3 separate regions of the Homo sapiens genome follow, and regions 1 and 3 are each linked to region 2. The links are chromatin loops, found by intact Hi-C in ENCODE. Cell type or tissue: endothelial cell of umbilical vein. All regions are shown on one strand.

Region 1 (2,500 bases), 75 kb after region 2:
TGCAACCTCTGCCTCCCGGGTTCAAGCAATTCTCCTGTCTCAGCTTCCTGAGTAGCTGGGATTACAGGCATGTGCCACCACGCCTGGCTAATTTTTTTATTTTTAATAGAGATGGGGTTTCATCATGTTGGCCAGGCTGGTCTCGATCTCCTGACTTCAGGTGATCCACCCATGTCGGCTTCCAAAAGTGCTAGGATTACAGGCATGAGCCACCGTGCCCAGTCTGGATATTTCATATAAATGAAATCATACATTATGTGACTTTTTGTGTCTGGCTTATTTCACTTAGCATTGTAATTTTTTTCGTTTGTTTAAATTTAATTTTTCTAAAGAGACAGGGTCTCACTGTGTTGCTGAAGCTGGAGTGCAGTGGCACAATCATAGCTCCCTGCAGGCAGCTTTGAACTCCTAGGCTCAATCGATCTTCCTGTCTCAGTCTCCTGAGTAGCTTGGATGACAGGTGCATGCTGTTGTACCCAGCTAATTTTTTTTTTAAATTTTTTGTAGAGACAGGGTCTCATTTTGTTGCCCAGGCTGGTCTTGAACTCCTGGCTTCAAGTGATCCTCCTACATCAGCCTCCCAAAGTGCTGGGATTATAGGTGTGAGCCACTGCTCCCAGCCCAGCATCATATTCTTAATGTTTGTCCATGAGGTAGCCTGCATCGGTCCTCCATTCTGTTCTACGGCTGAATGATAGTCCATTGTGTGTATATATCACATTTTGTTTATGCTTTATCAGTTCATGGTGATTTGAGTTGTTTCCACCTTTCAGTCATTGTGAATAGTGCTGCCATGAGCATGGGTGGACAAGTTTTCACTTAAACCCATATTTTCAGCTCTTTGGGGGCATCTACCTGGGAGTGGAATTGCTGGATCATATGGTGAGTCTATGTTTAACTTTTTGAGGAACTGCCAAACTATTTTCCACAGCAGCTGCACTATTTCACATTCCCACCAGCACTGTAGGAAGGTTCCAATTTCTCCACATTCTTGCCAAAAGTTATTTTCCGGTTATTTTTATGATCGCCATCCTACTGGGTGTGAAGTGTGAGCTCACTGTGGATTTGAATCACATTTCCCTCATGACTAATGACACGGAGCCTCTTTTTATTTGTTTGTTGGCCATTTGTCCAGTCATTCACTTTGTATTTCCTTTATCTGGCTTTATTTTTCTTTATACATAGCTTTATGATTTATCATGTCATGTCACATCACATTTTTACTTATTTAAATGAATAAATAAAATGTAACGTATCTCCTCCTAGGACTATGAAAGCCTCATGAAGACAGAGATTCTGTCTACTATTGCATCTCAGTACTTAGGACTGTGTTCATCACTGTGGGAACTCAATATGTATTTGCAGAATAATTGAAGAGCAAATTATGGTTATTCCCCAGCCCTGGGCCTAAGGTCTCTCCAATCTTCAGATGGGTCAATGGTGGGACAGGATTGCTTGAGGCCAGGAGTTAGAGACCAGTCTGGGCAACATAGCAAGACCCCATCTCTAAAAAAAATTTTTTTGAAGAAAATGCACCCAAGAAGAAGTAACCCCTGGGCTGGGTCCCGAAGGGCTGTCAGGCACTCAAATGGCCAGGAGGAACAGTGTACAGGTGAGGAACAGGGTGGAAGGTCCAGAGTGAGTGGAGAGCCACAGCTGGTCCAAACATCAGCAGGCCCATACATCAGGGGTCCATACATCAACCAGTCCATATATCAGGTCGGGGGTAGAGGCATACATCAGCATGTTCACCCATTAGCTGGTCTATACATCAGGGGTCTATACATCAGCTGCCCCATACATCAGTTAGTCCATACCTAAGTGGGTGCATACATTAGCTGGTCCATACATCAGGGGGTCCATACATCAACCAGTCCATATATCAGGTTGGGAGAGAGGCATACATCAGGATGTTCACACATCAGCTGGTCTATACATTGGGGTCTATACATCAGCTGGCCCATATATCTGTTAGTGCATACCTGAGTGGGTGCATACATCAGCTGGTCCATACATCAGTGGGTCCATACATCAACTGGTCCATATATTGGTGGGTCACTCATCAGGAGGTTCACACATCAGTGGTCTATATACCAGGGGTCCATACATCAGCTGCTCCATATATCAGGGGTCCATACATCACCTGGCCCATACATCAGCTGGTTCCTATATCAGAGGAGGCATACATCAGGAGGTTCACACATCAGCTGGTCCATACATCAGTGCGTCCATATGTCAACTGGCCTATACATCAGCGGGTCCATACATCAGCTGTCCTATACATCAGGGAGTCCATACATCAGCTAGTCCATATATCGGGGAGGGCATACATCAGGAGGTTCACACATCAGCTGGTCCATACATCAGGGGTCCATACACCAACAGGTCCATACATTAGCCGGTCCATACACCAGCTGGTCCACACATCAGCTGGTCTATACATCAGCTGGCTCATATATCAGGGAGTCCATACATCATCTGGTCCATGCATCAGTGAGCC
Region 2 (2,500 bases):
CACCCTGCTGTCCCTTAAGCACCTGGCATTTGCTTGGGATTCTGGGGGAGGGGAGATCCTTTGGAAGGGCTCATATCCAAGTAGTTAGAAGTAGAGGAAGAAAAGAGAGCCCCGCAAACAATTAGAAGGATGATTTAGCTCAGTCCTGCCCTCTCCTTGCCACCTTCCAGCCAATAACGTTTGTTATTCCTGACACTGATAACAACAGCAAATAGAGGTATCATTTAGTGCAAGTCAACCCTTCTGCAAACTATCCTGCACCTCTTATGGCATTTAACTACTACATTAACTTGGTTAGTTACATGTTTTATTAATATTCCCATTTTATAACTGGCAAGACTGAGGCTTAGAGGGAGGTTATAGATTTGCCCAAGGTCACATAGCTAAGAGTTAACGGAGGCCAAAGTCTGAGCCCAGGTTTATCTGCTTCGAAAGGCCATCCGTCTACCCACTATCCAATCTGCTTCTCTGAACCCAGGTGGGGATGCGGTGAGCTGGGATTCCTGTGTCCTGGTCATGTCCTAACAGAATATATTAGTAACTAGACCATATCCCAACTTCAGGACCAGGCTCTGCCAAGCCAGGAATATGAGAGGAGGAACAGCACCTCCCTCACCACGCCCCAGAGACTCCCCAGGCCTGAAGGTTTCCCGTGAGAAGTAGTGCGGCACGCTCGGAGGGCATCTGTCCCCACCTCTTCCTAGCTGCGCCTGCACGCTGGGTTCGTTTTTCCACCCTGCTAACTCACACCTGCGTTGCTCTGCCTCCTCTAATCCTCTTGGGCAGATGACCCAGCCAGACAGTCGGCCTGGCTTTCTGTTTCACTTTAGCCTTTGGACTCTGAGCTCGGTTAACATGGTACAGTCCACAATTAAGCCCTGCGGTGCCCAAGCCCAGCTCATTGTCCCTGGTCACTGCTGGGAGACTGGACAGAGCCCCCCTCCCACCCTGAATTTCCTGTTTGGTCCTTGAGTGGAGACACAGACCTCAGCTTCACATTCACCTTGCCTTTCCTGGTTCCTGAGTTCTCATCAGTCTGGGTGGACTATGATTCTTCCTCCTCATGGTGGCAGCACAAATTCGGCCACGGCTAATCAACTCCATTAATTGCCCAGAGTTCATTAAAAATCGTGGTTAGCCTTTGCCAATGTGCAAGGCAAGACAGGGAGTGAGTCTTGGGTCTATATAAGGTCCAGCTAACCCTGTGTGACCTTGGAGAAATTGCTTACCTCTCTCTGCCTAAGTTTCCTTATCTGCACAACGGGGATAACGATAAAACTCACCTCAGCCGGTTGTTTTTAGGATTAAATGAGTTAATATATGCAAAGTTCTTAGCATGATGCCTGGCTCAGAAGAACCTCTGTCTAGGTGTTAGCTGTTCTATGATTATACATAAATTACTTCACTTCTTCTGTGGGTCATAATTTGTGGTCACTAAGCAATGGCTGGCCAGATCACTGAGCCAAAATAAACTAACTCTTTCCTATTAGTTCCAAGTACATTAGTCACCAACCAGATTCATAGTATGGTACTTGGCTCAATTAGTCCCAGAGCACTCTCAAGTCCTGTTGAACCAGAATTGCCAAACAGTGTCTGAACTAGTTAAGTGAACCCCAAAAGGTGAAAAGAAACTTTTAGCAAAGATGTAGTCTGGTTTTAAATTCCTAAAATCAGCCAGGCGTAATGGTGCACACCTGTAATCCCAGCTACTTGGGAGGCAGAGGTAGGAGGATTGCTTGAGCCCAGGAGTTGGAGGTTGCAGTGAGCTGCAATTGTACCACTGCACTCCAGCCTGTGGGACAGAGCAAAACCTTGTCTCTACAAAAAAAAAATTAATAAATAAAAAGAGATCTCTAAAATTCCAGTGTAGCCAGGACAAATCACACCATCCTCCCACCCACCCAAAATTATCATATCCAGATGATCTGATGAGTGTCCAACATTTTCAGTGAACTATATGGGAATGTATATTAAAAATTAGAAAGAATAGGCCCCACTTGGAACAATCTAGTATGAGACAAAAAATAACAGTAAATTCCAAAGCAAGCACTCAGGAATAGACTGAAGAATGAGCAGTGATTGATGAGCAAGCGCCTAAGTTGGTGTAACAAAGCAAGGGGAGCTTTGATGGCTGCTTGGTGACTTGGGTTTTTTTGTTTGTCTGTTTGGGGGGTTTTTCTGTTTGTTGGGTTTTGGGGCTTTTGTTTGTTTTGGGGGTTTTGTTGTTGTTGTTGTTGTTTTTGAGGCAGGGTCTAACTCGGAGTGCAGTGGTGTTATCTCGGCTCACTGCAACCTCCGCCTCCTGGGTTTAAGCAATTCTCCTGCCTCAGCCTCCCGAGTAGCTGGGACTACAGGCACACCCCACCAAGCCCGGCTAATTTTTGTATTGTTAGCAGAGACGCAGTTTCACCATGTTGGCCCAGCTAGCCTTGAACTCCTGGGCTCAAGTGATCTATCTGCCCACCTCAGCCTATCAACGTGCTGGGATGACAGGTGTGAG
Region 3 (2,500 bases), 62 kb after region 2:
AAGCACTCTGCAAGGTCAAACCATTGGAGCCGTGGGCACATTTTGCTGCTATGATGCTGTATACACTGAAATAGTGGCTTTTTGCTCCCTGGAGATATTTACATTTTTATTTTTATAGCTACTGATTTTTATATCCTGCATCACATCTACTTCCAAACTAAATGCCACTGCTTTTATGAAGAGCACTTACCACTGGTCACCAGTTTTGTATTGAGAAAAGCAGGCTTGACTTGGCAACTCTCATTCTTTATCCCTCCTACTCTGAAAGATGGTGCTTCCTTGGCCAACACAGGGAACAGATTCTATTCTGCTTAGTGCTTAGCCGTGGTTTTGTTCATGACAAGCTCATCAGTTCTCAGAAAGCACAACCCCCGACAACTGTCATTACCACATGCATCCTTCTTTCCCAGGCAGGGTCTATTCAAGGGTGGTGTTGGGCTGGGTGTCCATGCATTTATTCAGCCATTGTCTAGGCTGTGGGCTCCAGGCTTTAGATTTGCTGTGATGCTTGCCTGCAGCCTTCCTAATCTGTGGCTTGAACTGCCCCATCAGCCACTAATCATGGGTCTTGGATACGCTTTAATATGTCCACATGACCATTTTTGTTGTTGTTGTTTGAAGGCACCAAATTTTACTTCCCATGTAATATCTTCTTGTTTTATTTCAAACTACTGGGATGATGTGATATCAATATCAATAAAACAGTTTATTGATAACCTAATACGTCTATGGCAATGTACTGGGGCACTGGGCCTTCAAAGATGAACAAGATAAGGATTTTGCTCTAGAGGGGGCCATATTCTGATGAAAGAGACAGAAAATCATTCAGAAAAAAAGCAATTTACAAGGCCAAACAGCAGACAGCAAGTACAAAAATGAATGGCCCACCACTAGCCCCTGTTTGACTTTGGAGGAAGGCTTGACCATGGAGTACTTGCAAACATCATGGGGAATCCACATAGCTCAGGGCCTGCTATACAGCAGGGGAAAAATAAGTACCTACCAAGTGAATACACAAATGACTAGATGATGCTAAGTTGTGTGAACCCCGAAAATTTGAGACAGGTCTCAGTTAATTTAGAAAGTTTATTTTGCCAAGGTTGAGAATGCGCACCCGTGGCACATCCTCAGGAAATCCTGATGACGCATGCCCAAGGTGGTCAGGGAACAGCTTAGTTTTATACATTTTAGGGAGACATGAGACATCAGTCAATATATGTAAGAAGTACATTGCTTCAGTCTGGAAAGGCGGGACAAACTTGAAGCAAAGGCAGGAAGACTCAAAGTGGAGAGACACCTTCCAGGTCACAGATAGGTGACAGACAAACGGTTGCATTATTTTGAGTTTCTGATTAGTCTTTCCAAAGGAGGCCATCAGATATGCATCCATCTCAGTGAGCAGAGGGATGACTTTTAATAGAATGGGAGGCAGGTTGGCCCTAAACAGTTCCCAGCTTGACTTTTCCCTTTAGCTTACTGATTTGGGGCCCCCAGATTTATTTACCTTTCACAGTTTTAAACTGTGCCCTGAAATATAGTAATGTACACTCAGAAAAGAAACAAACCACATACCACACACAACACACACACAGACACACATATTCTTCACCAAGGAAGCCTGAGTCTATTTTCCCAGAGAATAACATAAGGGAGAAATTTAGAAAAGCACACCCTCTTGTGAAAGTTAATCTTTATGGTATTGGCGGGAGTCACTTATTGAACAGTAACTAAGTTAATAGGACCTACCAGATATTGTTTATACTCAGTATATGGATTAAACACTCGTGGTGTAAATTTATTGATTCACAATATAACAAGGAGACAAGGGAGATGACCCTTCTGTCAGCTGAGCTATGCACAGAAACTACCTGATTTATTTCATAATCAACTAACTTATATCCCATCTCCTCCCAAAAAAGATTTAATGTCAAACTATTTACAACACCCAAGGTAGGAGGCAAGTTATTAAAAAGGTGAGAAATGGGACATCAAAAAAATGACAAGGCTGGGTGCAGTGGCTCATGCCTGTAATCCCAGCACTTTGGGAGGCCAAGGTGGGTGGATCACCCTGCAGTCAGGAGTTCGAGATCAGCCTGGCCAACATGGTGAAACCCCATCTTTACTAAAAATACTAAAAATTACTAAAAATTAGCCAGGTGTGGTGGGATGTGCCTGTAATCCCAGCTACTTGGGAGGCTGAGGCAGGAGAATCGCTTGAACCCAGGAGGCAGAGGTTACAATGAGCCAAGATCACACCACTGTACTCCAGCCTGGGCGACAGAGTGAGAGTCCATCTCAAAAAGAAAAAAAAATGACAAGAAGCTGAATTAATTGAGTCTCCTTGCAACTTTGGCTAAAAAGAAGTCACATGGGGCCGGGTGTGGTGGCTGATGCCTGTAATCCCAGCACTTTGGTAGGCAGAAGTGGGCGGATCACAAGGTCAGGAGATTGAGACCATCCTGGCTAATATGGTGAAACCCCCTCTCTACTAAAAATACAA

The links. Peaks named below come from ENCODE experiments on the same cell type or tissue, not always from the same donor. Only the 100,000 strongest peaks of a DNase experiment are listed, where the experiment ranks them.
Region 1: a loop joins it to region 2, with 3 times the contacts of the local background. A loop is called at or near these places in 3 of 110 quality-filtered maps.
Region 3: a loop joins it to region 2, with 4 times the contacts of the local background. A loop is called at or near these places in 3 of 110 quality-filtered maps.

What each region holds. Positions count from the first base shown.
Region 1 is chr10:30,110,314-30,112,813 of GRCh38, reverse strand. It overlaps LOC101929256 (a long non-coding RNA gene), which reads right to left. Exons shown (of 4, transcript XR_001747405.2): 3 at 1,983-2,166. It also overlaps a transcript of JCAD not described here. Among named protein-coding and RNA genes, the nearest start is that of JCAD, 52 kb to the right of the region's middle. In endothelial cell of umbilical vein, no CTCF peak of the experiment used is centred here; a DNase peak (open chromatin) is centred at 1,013; H3K27ac peaks cover 1,407 bases.
Region 2 is chr10:30,185,071-30,187,570 of GRCh38, reverse strand. No RefSeq gene overlaps it. Among named protein-coding and RNA genes, the nearest start is that of JCAD, 130 kb to the right of the region's middle. In endothelial cell of umbilical vein, CTCF peaks have their summits at 835 and 1,046; DNase peaks (open chromatin) are centred at 1,150 and 1,460; H3K27ac peaks cover 1,455 bases.
Region 3 is chr10:30,123,550-30,126,049 of GRCh38, reverse strand. No RefSeq gene overlaps it. Among named protein-coding and RNA genes, the nearest start is that of JCAD, 65 kb to the right of the region's middle. In endothelial cell of umbilical vein, no CTCF peak of the experiment used is centred here; a DNase peak (open chromatin) is centred at 1,089; H3K27ac peaks cover 674 bases.